Linked DNA regions of Homo sapiens: regions 1, 2 and 4 are each linked to region 3. A link is a contact called in ENCODE Hi-C or POLR2A ChIA-PET data. All regions are on one chromosome and are shown on one strand. Each heading gives the region's core, a stretch centred on a gene start or an enhancer-like site at or near the end of the contact. The rest is flanking DNA. Distances are from core to core; before and after follow the strand shown. Region 1 has its middle 36 kb from the start of KDM7A-DT. Region 2 holds the start of KDM7A (lysine demethylase 7A). Region 3 holds the start of ZC3HAV1 (zinc finger CCCH-type containing, antiviral 1). Region 4 holds the start of MRPS33 (mitochondrial ribosomal protein S33).

The links. Hi-C counts contacts between places; a loop is a spot of excess contacts on that map. ChIA-PET counts read pairs that join two places held with the same protein, here RNA polymerase II (POLR2A). Pooled maps may share reads with other maps.
Region 1: a map with no recorded cell type shows a loop between it and region 3 (4-fold over the local background). The contact joins the enhancer-like site here to the promoter of ZC3HAV1 in region 3. A Hi-C loop is called at or near these places in 1 of 168 maps with a recorded cell type or tissue (naive thymus-derived CD4-positive, alpha-beta T cell), 4 of 37 single-sample maps with no recorded cell type and 5 of 50 pooled maps. POLR2A ChIA-PET finds 5 or more read pairs at or near these places in 1 of 52 experiments (OCI-LY7).
Region 2: a loop to region 3 is called in a map of B cell, with 26 times the contacts of the local background. The contact joins the promoter of KDM7A here to the promoter of ZC3HAV1 in region 3. A Hi-C loop is called at or near these places in 2 of 168 maps with a recorded cell type or tissue (B cell and CD4-positive, alpha-beta memory T cell) and 13 of 50 pooled maps.
Region 4: a loop to region 3 is called in a map with no recorded cell type, with 12 times the contacts of the local background. The contact joins the promoter of MRPS33 here to the promoter of ZC3HAV1 in region 3. A Hi-C loop is called at or near these places in 1 of 37 single-sample maps with no recorded cell type and 7 of 50 pooled maps. POLR2A ChIA-PET finds 5 or more read pairs at or near these places in 1 of 52 experiments (OCI-LY7).

What each region holds. Positions count from the first base shown.
Region 1 is chr7:140,211,566-140,214,265 of GRCh38, reverse strand. No RefSeq gene overlaps it. Among named protein-coding and RNA genes, the nearest start is that of KDM7A-DT, 36 kb to the right of the region's middle. RefSeq lists enhancers at 1,654-1,723, 1-2,700. Within about 2 kb of position 1,450, at least 3 of the 41 ENCODE cell types and tissues checked have a DNase peak (open chromatin) inside an H3K27ac peak, as active enhancers do.
Region 2 is chr7:140,175,630-140,178,370 of GRCh38, reverse strand. KDM7A (lysine demethylase 7A) reads left to right here and starts at 1,388. Exons shown (of 20, transcript NM_030647.2): 1 at 1,388-1,627. The coding sequence starts at 1,434. It overlaps KDM7A-DT (KDM7A divergent transcript), which reads right to left and starts at 1,110. Exons shown (of 1, transcript NR_024451.1): 1 at 1-1,110. RefSeq lists silencers at 980-1,409, 1,450-1,549, 2,190-2,369, 2,380-2,659 and an enhancer at 832-1,755.
Region 3 is chr7:139,108,459-139,111,158 of GRCh38, reverse strand. It overlaps ZC3HAV1 (zinc finger CCCH-type containing, antiviral 1), which reads left to right and starts at 1,439. Exons shown (of 13, transcript NM_020119.4): 1 at 1,439-2,135. The coding sequence starts at 1,828. RefSeq lists enhancers at 1,331-1,490, 1,283-1,786, 1,731-1,830, 2,411-2,540.
Region 4 is chr7:141,013,516-141,016,215 of GRCh38, reverse strand. It overlaps MRPS33 (mitochondrial ribosomal protein S33), which reads left to right and starts at 1,264. Exons shown (of 3, transcript NM_053035.3): 1 at 1,264-1,305. RefSeq lists enhancers at 736-935, 1,456-1,505, 968-1,613 and a silencer at 1,083-1,391.

The DNA.
Region 1 (2,700 bases), core at 201-2,700, 1.1 Mb before region 3:
GGCTTCTGCCCAGGTGGCCAACCACATGGCTGAAACCCTCCATTGACTTGGCAGCCAGTCCAGCCTACAGTTTCCTAGGGAACTGATGGCCAAGCAATCTGTAGCGCAACTTGGCATGGAGCCTGGGACATTTTATGAGGGCCAGATGGTTGGACTCTGTGCATTGTCAGTGTTGCAGGGTGGGCAGCTGAGGGTCTCAGAGGTAGGACTCAACACTAGGACAGGGAGTGTCTGAAGGCTGGAAACTCACATAGGTGAGAAGGACAAGAACGGAGAGTTGGAAGTCAGGAGAGCATAGAACCACAGCTTGGTGAGAGGTCCAGAGCCAGGTGTTGTTGGTTCTAAGAGTCAAGATAAGAAAGTGAGTTAAAAAGAGACTAGGAGTGACCACATAGTTAGAATCTGGGTCAAGACTATTATTCACGCCTTGAGAGCAGAAATCTGGTCTCTTTTTCTCTGCTGTCTCTGTGCTGCCGAAATCACTGCCTGGAAGAAAATAAGAGTCAGGTCAGACTGAGTCAGGAATCTCAAGGGGTTACTTGAAGGTCAGGGCTTGATCATGGAAGAATGAGCTCTTTCCACCCAAGGAGGTAGACATAGTTCCAATGAGAAAACTGACCATACATTTTTAAAGTTTATTTATTTATTTATTTGTTCATTTATTTATTTCTGAGACAGAGTCTTGCTCTGTTGCCCAGGCTGGAGTGCAGTGGCACAATCTTGGCTCACTGCAACCTCCGCCTCCCAGATTCACACTATTCTCCTGCCTCAGCCTCCCGAGTAGCTGGGACTACAGGCACCCACCAACATGCCCACAACATGCTAATTTTTGTATTTTTAGTAGAGACGGGGTTTCACCATATTGGTCAGGCTGGTCTTGAACTCCTGATCTCGTGATCCACCCGCCTTGGCTTCCCAAAGTGTTGGGATTACAGGCGTGAGCCACCGCGCCCAGCCTATTTATTTTTAAGACAGGGTCTCATTCTGTCACTCAGGCTGGAGTGCAATGGTATGATCATGGCTTACTGCAGCCTTGACCTCCTGGGCTTAGGTGATTCTCCTGCCTCAGCCTCCCAGTAGCTGGACCACAAGCGCATGCCACCATGTCCAGCTAATTTTTTGTAGAGATGGGGTTTTGCCATGTTGCCCAGGCTGGTCTCAAACTCCTGGGCTCAAGAGATCCACCTGCCTTGGCCTCCCAAAGTGTTGGTATTACAGGCGTAAGCCTGGGATTACAGATTGTGCCCGGCCTTTTTAGTTTACTTGCTAGGATTAATACCTAAGTGGAACATTGATGGTAGAACAAAACAAAACACAAGGAAAAAACATTGAAATAATCCTGGTACTAGGGATAAGGTAATCTTTGCTAAGGGCTAGATTCCCCAGCACCTTGGACACCCTAGCCCAGGTGTGAGAAGGCGGGGCAGCTTGTTGGGTGTGTTCCATTGCTAAACTGACCTGGAGCAGGGAGGAGGCTTCAGGGTGGGAAGCCGAGGGACCGGAAATGAACCTCTAGAACTGACTTGCCCTGAGAAGGCAAGAAGTGACAGAAACAAAACCTAATCAACAGATATTTTCTGTCTCGATCTTACTCAGCAGATACTTAGATTGAAGTAGTTCAGAGCATGCACACGGGCAGGCTGAGTTATGTAGCAGGGAGGGGAAACCATTTGTCATACGTAGTTGTAGATGAGTGCAAAATGCTCCATGGGTTGGATTTTTTCCTGGTGGCAGCTAGAACTAGGATGTAGGCACACCTGGGCAGTGATTGGAGGGGCTGTCGGACAAGGAGAAAGTCCTGGACTGCTCATAGTCCGCAACCTGGACTAGAAGTTCAGGCAGTAAACTCCAGCCACCAGCAACAGGAGCTCTGGGCTCTGAGGCTCCTGGTGGCTTTAGGCAGGAAGCCTGTTACACATGGGGCCTGGGGCCAGCCCTGTGTCTATGTTTAGGGAGCAGGGAGAGGACTAGGGTGGAGGCAGGCATGTGAAGGCAAGGGAATGGCCACGGAGGTGGCTCAGGCGTGTCATTTCCTCTAGTCTCATCAATGACTCTACATGATCCAAGGCTTCCCATCATCATCATCATCACCATCATCATCACCATCATCCAAGTGCCATGTATGAATCACTTCCTATTTGTTCAATTACCTCACTCACAAAACTCTGTAAGTCAGGAATTATTATTATTCCCAGAAGGGGAAACTGAAGCTCAGTGAGGTTAAGCGACTTGCCAAAGGTCATACACCTAAGAAGTGGTAGAGCCACACTCTGGATCGAGGACTAATGGATCCCAAACTCTAGTAGCAGCTTAGAGGGTTAGGAGCACAGACTGTGGAAACAGACGCGCTACTTGCATGGCTGTGGACAACTCTGTGACTCAGTTTTCTCACCTGTGAAATGGGGATGATGGTGATAAGAGAGCTACCTTATAGGGCAGTACTGAGGATCAAGTGAGCAACTGTAAAATATAACTCCAGGAGGAGGGTTGCTTAATTTAGCAAATCAAATACAGGATGCCCAGGTAAATCTGAATTTCAGTTAAACAATGGATAATATTTGAATTTATTTATTTATTTATTTATTTTTGAGATGGAGTTTTGCTCTGTCACCCAGGCTGGAGTGCAGTGGTGCGATCTCAGCTCACTGCAACCTCTGCCCACTGGGTTCAAGCAATTCTCCTGCCTCAGCCTCCCTAGTA
Region 2 (2,741 bases), core at 139-2,638, 1.1 Mb before region 3:
CACTCCAGCGCGGGCAACAAGAACGAAACTCCGTTTCAAAGAAAGAAAGGAAAGAAAGGAAAGGAAAGGAAAGGAAAGGGAGGGAGGGAAGGAAGGAAGGAAGGAAGGAAGGAAGGAAGGAAGGAAGGAAGGAAAGAAAGGAAAGAAAGAAAGAAATGGAGAATTAGATCAGCGACTCTTTGCCTGGGGGTGGGTGACAGAACAACACTTCTTCCTCCCCTAACAAAAATTACCTATGGAGCTGTGAGGGCTTTCCCCACTGATAGAAATGCCAGCAGAAATTCAGCTACAAATACTCAATCCAATAATCCTTAACATCACTTCCAATCCACAGTTATGATTCCAACGCAATCTTTTCTATACAGTATTTGTCAGCTGTTTTTATTCTTCAGTTTATCATCTTATATTTGGCTCTCAATTTCACCCATAAATTATTGATGGCTTATTATACGCCAAGTACCCTGCGCTCCGCTTTTTGTGGTATCCCTCTTCGGAGCGAGAAGTCACTTAGAATTTTACCCCATCTTCCCCACTTGGGAATCGGAAGGGTTCATAGCTAAGTTTTGTTATTTATAAGCACGCCGGCTCTTCTCTATCCCTCTCTCCACCAACCCCATTTCAAGGTTGGTCCCTCCCAGCGGACGACAGTGATGAATTCCTCTTGGGGACAGCCCTCCCGCAACTAACGGTGGCTCCATCGACGCTCTGGTCTCCTTGCTGCTCGCTGGGAATTCGGGTGGGACGTTTTCCAAAGTTTGGATTCCACGGCACATTCCTCCCTCGGAAAGGCACAACCGGCTCGGCGTGTCAGCTCAGCTGGACTCACGCCGGTGCGGGGCCGCAGCTCCGGTTCTCGCTGGGCGGCTGCGGAGGGCTGGGCGATTCTCTCAGCGTCGCGAGGCGACCCGGGCAGCAGCAAACTTCTCCGCTTCCCCTCTTCGGGACGCGGCACCTCTTCTGCCCTTGAGCACTCCGCAGGAACTTCCCCCGGCCTCGGCTCTCGCTCCGAAATAACCGAGCCAGCTCCTCGCACGCTCCCGCCGTCCTCCTCCGGCTGCGGCCGCGCGCCCGCCGCCACCGCCACCACCGCGCGTGTCCTCACGGGGCCTCAGCTCCCTCCGCCCCCGCAGCCGCCTGCGTGCCCTTCAACAGCTCCCTCCGCCCGGCCGTCGCGGAGAGGAGCGGGGAGCGCGCGCCGGCGCCAGAGACGTGCGCGAGACGCACGGCCCCGCGCCGAGCGCCGGAAGCAGCCGAGTCTGGGCCTCGCGCGTCGCGCGCGCCTCCTCCCCCTCCGCCAGCCGCCGCGGCCTCGCGCGCGCGCACTGAGGCGCCGCCGCCGCCGCGGCTGCTGCAGGAGGCGGCGCTGGCTGGCGGCTGCGCTCGCTCCAGTCGGCGAGCGGAGTAGCGAGCGAGCGTGTGTGTGTTTTTTAAAGATGGCCGGAGCGGCGGCGGCGGTGGCCGCGGGAGCAGCAGCTGGAGCCGCCGCGGCAGCCGTGTCGGTGGCGGCTCCCGGCCGGGCCTCGGCGCCTCCGCCGCCCCCGCCCGTGTACTGTGTGTGCCGGCAGCCGTACGACGTGAACCGCTTCATGATCGAGTGCGATATCTGCAAGGACTGGTTCCACGGCAGGTAAATAAACCCCCTCCAGCCCCGCAGCCGCCACCGCCGGCCACCGACCAACCGCCGCCGCCGCCGGCCGCCCGCGCCTCCCTCGGGCCGGGCCGCCGCGCCGCGCCCAGCTTTCAGGGGGCCCCGGTGCCTAGCCCCCCGGCCGGGCAGTGGGGCGCGCGGTGCCCCGGGTTCGCCGGGCGGGCTCCAGAGGGGAGCCGGTGGGCTCGCCTGGCCCGGGCGAAGAGTCGCCACAACAAACACGAACAAAGAGGGCCGGCGGATAAGTTGGCAGGGGGAGCCTGGGGCGAGGGGACGCGGCCGGGCGGGCGCGGCGGGGGCGTCGGGCGGAGCGCCGGCCGGGTCCGCAGCCCCTCGCCAGCCCGGGCCGCCGCCGCCCCGCCCCGCCCCGCCGCGCCCGGGGCTCCGGCCGGAGTCGCCGGCCGCCCCGCCGCTCTGCCCGGCCGGCCGACGCGCCTGCCTTCCTTCCGGGCGGCGATGGGGTCGCCCCGGCCCCGCGTCTCCTCCGCGCCGCGGGTCCCTGTCGCGCCCCCTTCCCCGTCTTTATCAAACTTCCTGGGCCAGTGGGACGGGGGCAGCGGCGGGCCGGAGAGGCGACCGCGCCAGCCAGCTCGGCGGGGCTCCGCGGAGTAAACAGAGCAACAGATGAGGCACTCGCTCTCGGGGACTTGAAAGGTGCCGGGGAAGTTGGGGCCGGGCCCCCGGCGGGCGGCAGGTTGACCCGGGTCGCGGTCCTGGGCCCCCGCACACACCCGGGTCGCCGGGACTGGGGCAGATGGAGTGGGTTGCGGCGGCCCGAAGGGAACGCTTCTCCGGACCCCCTGCGTTGCCCTCGCGCCGCGGCTTAAACTTTACAAAGAGTGCAGTTGCCATCGCTCGAAGCTGGCGACACCGGGACCGCCTGCGGCTGTGCCCGGGCGCCGGTGCCGGCGAACTTGAGTCGGCCGGGCGGACGCTGCGGGGCCGGCTGGCGGCGGCGGCGGACGCTGCCCTCTGATTCAGCCGCCGCCGCGCTCCGGGTTTGACGTTTGAGAGCTCGGGCCGCCTCCGCAGCCAGGCCGCCGACTCGTGTGTTTTGTAATCAAAGTGTGAGGCTAATAAAGGGCGGCGCCAC
Region 3 (2,700 bases), core at 190-2,689:
ATCATTTTGAAGAATTTCTAAGTTAGCAACCAGAATCTATTATTTTTTAAAAAGATGTATTTCTTATCTGATCAAATGACCCATCTATTTTATTTGAAGATGTTGGAAAAAAAAACCTTTTTTCTCTTCAACTTGTGTCCTGTCTTTGGGGGCCTAAAAATTAACTGGCACTAGACAGATAAATAGGAGAAAAGACAAAGTTTATTTACACATGCATGCAGGAGCTTCCAGTAACAGAAAACTCAAAAGTAAAGGTTTATATACCTCAACTTAACAAAAAGGAAAGTTTTAGGGCTTCAGTAGGAGAGTTTGGAAGTTTTGATTGGGTTGTTTTGTGTTTTTGAGACAAAGTCTCAGCGCTATCCCCCAGGCTGGAGTGCAGTGGCACAATCCCGGCTCGTTGCAGCCTCCTCCCGTGCTCAAGCAATCCTCCCACCTCAGGCTCCCGAGTAGCTGGGACTGCGGCTGCACACCACCATGCCCGGGTTGTTTTTATTATTATTATTATTATTATTATTATTATTATTATTATTATTATTGAAGAGAGCTCACTATGTTGCCCAGGCTAGTCTTGAACTCCTGGGTTCAAGCAATCCTCCCACTGCCTCGGCTTCCTAAAGCGCTGGGATTACGGGCTGAGCCACAGCACCCAGCCCATTGGGTTTTTTGGTGCTAATGGTAATGGGACAGTCTGTCTTCCTGGCAGCTGAATACTCCGAGAGGCTTTTAATGGCACCATGTTTTCGGGAGGTTTTGCTTTAGTCAGATAAGGGAAGTTTCATTAAGATTTCTTTCTACATCTTCTGTAGCTCAATGTTTTCACTTAAAAACAATCTTTATGTCAACTCTGGGGGTCAAAGTACGTCCCCACGGTGGAAAAGTTCTTGTCCCAATCTCTACGGGGAGGAACCGATCTGAAATCTTGGGATATGTCTTAGCATGTCCACCGTGATTGAGGTACAAGCAGTGGTTCAGGGCACCGAGTTAGCGATTCTAGGTAAGCAAGACCATGTCAAGAAGTGGTTTGTCCAAAAGTTCGTGAGAAGGCAGAAACGAGGGAGAGTGGCAATCGTTGTTCTTTAAGAGGGCACGGTGGTGGAGGAGAAACTTGCACATCGGGGCCTGGGGTACCACGATCTGGGGCCTGGGGACGCGATTTGGGGAAACTCGGTGGCATCTGGGCTCCGCTTGATGCCAGTGCGTGTTCGTGCAAGTTACTTCCTCAAGTTCAGGGTGAGGATAATAATATCTACCATGTGGAGTTGCTGGGAAGATTCACTACCAACAGAGGCAGAGCGCACGGCTCGCAGGAAGCGCTCGCTAGGGTCTGCTCTTTCCGGGAATGGGTGGGGTGCGCACTCCTCAACAGGGCTCTCAGGACTTGCGTCACACGCCTCAGTCGGCTGGCTTATAAAACACCGGCCAGAGCCCCAAGATCGCTTTTAGTTTCTCTTCTTTCTAAAGAAGGCTCGCGGAGCCCGGCTGGAGAACCTCACCCTCGCCGAGCCTAGAACCGAGAGGGGGCCACCCCAGGCGGTCACCAGCAGATTTGCCCGCGCGTTCTCTTTCTTTCCACCCAGTTGCCCTTGCGGCCGGCTGTAAACCTGCCACTAGGACCCGGTCGGTGAGATCTAGCCTCTTGACCTGAGAGCCGAGAGTGGATCGCTGGGCTGGGCTAACGGCGACGGAGAGCGCGCCCTCGCTGACTCCGGGCGCGCCCAGCAGTAGCACCGCCCGCGCCCGCCCCTGGACACTTGTAAGTTTCGATTTCCGATTTCCGCGGAACCGAGTCCCGCGCCGCGGCAGAGCCAGCACAGCCAGCGCGCCATGGCGGACCCGGAGGTGTGCTGCTTCATCACCAAAATCCTGTGCGCCCACGGGGGCCGCATGGCCCTGGACGCGCTGCTCCAGGAGATCGCGCTGTCTGAGCCGCAGCTCTGTGAGGTGCTGCAGGTGGCCGGGCCCGACCGCTTTGTGGTGTTGGAGACCGGCGGCGAGGCCGGGATCACCCGATCGGTGGTGGCCACCACTCGAGCCCGGGTCTGCCGTCGCAAGTACTGCCAGAGACCCTGCGATAACCTGCATCTCTGCAAACTCAACTTGCTGGGCCGGTGCAACTATTCGCAGTCCGAGCGGTGAGTGCACCCGGAGGGAGGGGCGCTGTCCGCAGCCGTGGTCGGGGTGGACTGTCCAGGCGGGCAATGTTCTGGGAGGGGCACGGCTTCGCCGGGACCCCGCACCTGACAGCCTCCGCCTCCAGCCACTCCCTTCTCTGCTCCCCTCTGGGAGCCTCTGCAGGGCCCGCGCTTCTACCTTTGCAGTTCCCTTCCTTCCGGCACCTCCAGACATTTTCTCGAGAATGGCTAAAATGCTAGTGCCTGGAGGAGACCAGGCTCAACCTCCACCCCTTTCCCCGCCCGCCCGCACGAATCAGAAGAATAAAGTGCTCTGGAGCCAGCCAGGGCCTAGAGAAGCGGTAGGCAGGTTTGGGAAGGAAGGAAAGAGCCTCCCGTCTTTGGTATCTTGAGTCTTTCCCTCCCTACTACCTCCTTCCCTAGACGTGGCGGAGCCAGTAACCCAGCCGCCCTGGGCCCCCGGTCCGTCTCCGCCGGAGCGAGCCGCAGGTCTCTCTGCTTGTCCCTCCCTTCCCGGTCACCCCCATGCCCCTCATCACCGCTTTTCTGATGCCTGGCGCGTAGC
Region 4 (2,700 bases), core at 15-2,514, 1.9 Mb before region 3:
CACCAATAATTCATACGTGAAAAGGAAAAAACAGGAAGGATATACAAAACGAAGCCAACAAGGTTTATGCAAAAAATATATATATGTGTGTGTATATATATATATACACACACATATATATAGCTCTTGCCTCGAGCCAATTAAAATTTGGCTTTAAACCAGCAGCTTACACGTAAAGGAAGTCTTCTTGTTTATATGATTCAGTGGCCATTACATAAAAACAAGCCAACTCCACAGAAACAAGTACAAAAGACAAGACGAAATTTCTCCCAGGAGTTTCGCTCCTTAGGACTTCTTTTCTGGACTGTAGCCATGTATAGGATACTCATTACCCCTTTGTAAACTTAAATGTAGTCACTAGACCCAACTTTATAAGGCTGTTTACTATATCATATAAGGCTGATAACATGTCAAAACTTAACTTGATAAAAGCAAATCCTATAGCATAGATTGATTAGACGTCAAATTCTAACTTAAAAGTAAATTCTGTAGGAGGAAAGAGGGTGTAAATACAATACCCACTAGGTAGGCAACTCACTACCGATATTAATTCCAGGGTACATTTTGAAATATTTATAAAATGCCTTGAACGATACTCAGAAAACGAGTACAGTTTCCTCACCCAAACTATCAAACATTGAGTAAGTGCTGCATACAATGCCTATGGGATGTGGCTTGCTTGAAAACAGATTTAGTATGGGGTGAAATACTCACAATGCTTTCTACTATCTGCCCAGCGAGGTCTAAGATAACTACTGAGGAGACAAACGTTCCATCCCCTACTCCCTGAAGAAGCTCCTGGGTCAATGGGGGAAAGCGCTCCTAACCCAGTAGCAAGGAAGGCTTGCAGCTAGGGATCCTAATTAACTATTAGAAGATGAGCAGATAGATGGAAGGGGAGGGGGATGGCGCCGCAAGTCGGTCAGAAAGACCACACGGCACACGCATCGCCATTGCTTCAGAGCTTTTGGAGGCAGGTCTGTAGCCATTCCCACCAAAACATACTACCGAACCGTGCATGCCCTTCCAGGAGAGCCAGACCTTTCTAACTCTCCCCAGCCCACCACCTCCCCGGGTCCTCCGCACAGGCGGCGGCGCTAGCCTTACTGCGCAGGCGCCAGGTACACCTCGGAGGCCTCAGGAGGGGGAGCCAGTAACTCCGGGTCGTTCACTAGGGCTCCGCTCTAGCTGCCAAGCTTCCGTTTCTCTACTGCTCCCCGTAATAGTTGCCTGCGCGAGCTTGGAGCCGGGTAGAGGGCGGGCCTTCCGGGACGAGGGCGCGTGGGTGAGGAAGGTCAGGTCTAGGTAAGGCTGTCGGTGACTTTGGGGGTCTGCAGCAAGGGGCGATGGCTGCGAAGTCTACGGGGGTCTCCAACCTTGTAGAGTCGCCAGGAATAGGGCGAATCCACTTCATTAGTGACCAGCTCGGGCGGTTCACGTGCATCACACAAATAACTTGGCCTTTTTCTGCCTCAGTTGGGGGATTTCTTAAACGTAGAATACCCGCGTTTCCGCTGCCGTAATTTCCTCTCAGGCGCAATTACTCTCTTCCATATTGGTTAACAGTAGAAGGCTCAGTTTCTCTGCTCATCACACGGCCTTCGGCACTGTAGCTTTGGGTGGTGGGCTGCAGATTAATTTTGTAACCACCTTAAGAAAAATACGGTAAGGTGATATTTAAGAAAAATATTTGCGAAATGCGCTCCCGAGTCAAACATCGGTTGACTTGACAATACTACAGTTTCCATCACAGTCAGGCATGATCGAGTCAGGTGGAGGGAGTTGAAGATTGTTCTTGATGAACTGAATGCAGCTAATACATTTTCAGTGCCGTTGATGCCTCTATGACTCCGTAAAATAATCGGTACCGGGTTTTTTTGTTTTTAAGCATTCTGTTGAGATTGTTTTTATGTTTAGATTGTTTCTATGACAACGTGTGTACACTGTATGTGAATTCCTTGGATCCTGATGGTTATTAGGGTGGGCACTGTGCCGTGAATTTTGCATATTAGCTTCACATCGCAGATAGTATGACTGTCCTCGTGTAGTCGATGAGAGAACCTGGCAGAGAATAAGCACCATTACAAAAACGACGTGGCCATTAAAAGGCAGAGGCGAGATTCCAACCAGCTTTTTTATTCTGCAGCTGGTGCGTTCTGCTAACCAATGGTTTTTGGGAAACTGGAGAAAGCTCTCTCCCAGAACAATTTACACACACACATACATACACATATCGGCATACAGATGTACACTTCCACTGTTTTCAAAACGCTGAAGCACATCCCGGTTAAGAACTCTTGCACTTCATCTTTACCTTTCAAAGAGAAAAGGCAAACCTAATACAAAGCCACTTATTGAAATAATCTTTTAAATGCATCAGACCTATCAAAAAGATCAAAGAAGTTTGCCCTGTTATGCCAAAGTAAAAATATGGGAATTTTCTTCTCATGTGGGCTTAATTTGTTTTGCTCAGCACATTTGAGTAATTTGTTTTTGCTTAGCATTTTCAGCTCCAGTTAACTTTTTTCATGAGAGTACAGTTTTCTTTAGTTCACATTTAAAGAAAGGTAACACTTAAAGTGACTTGTACTCCCCGAGAATGGTTTCATGTGAATCAAAATGTAATTGACATGCACGTTGTAAGAAAAGCTCCCGTGTTATTCTTCGTGAGAGACATGTGTCTGTGCACTGTGGAAGGAA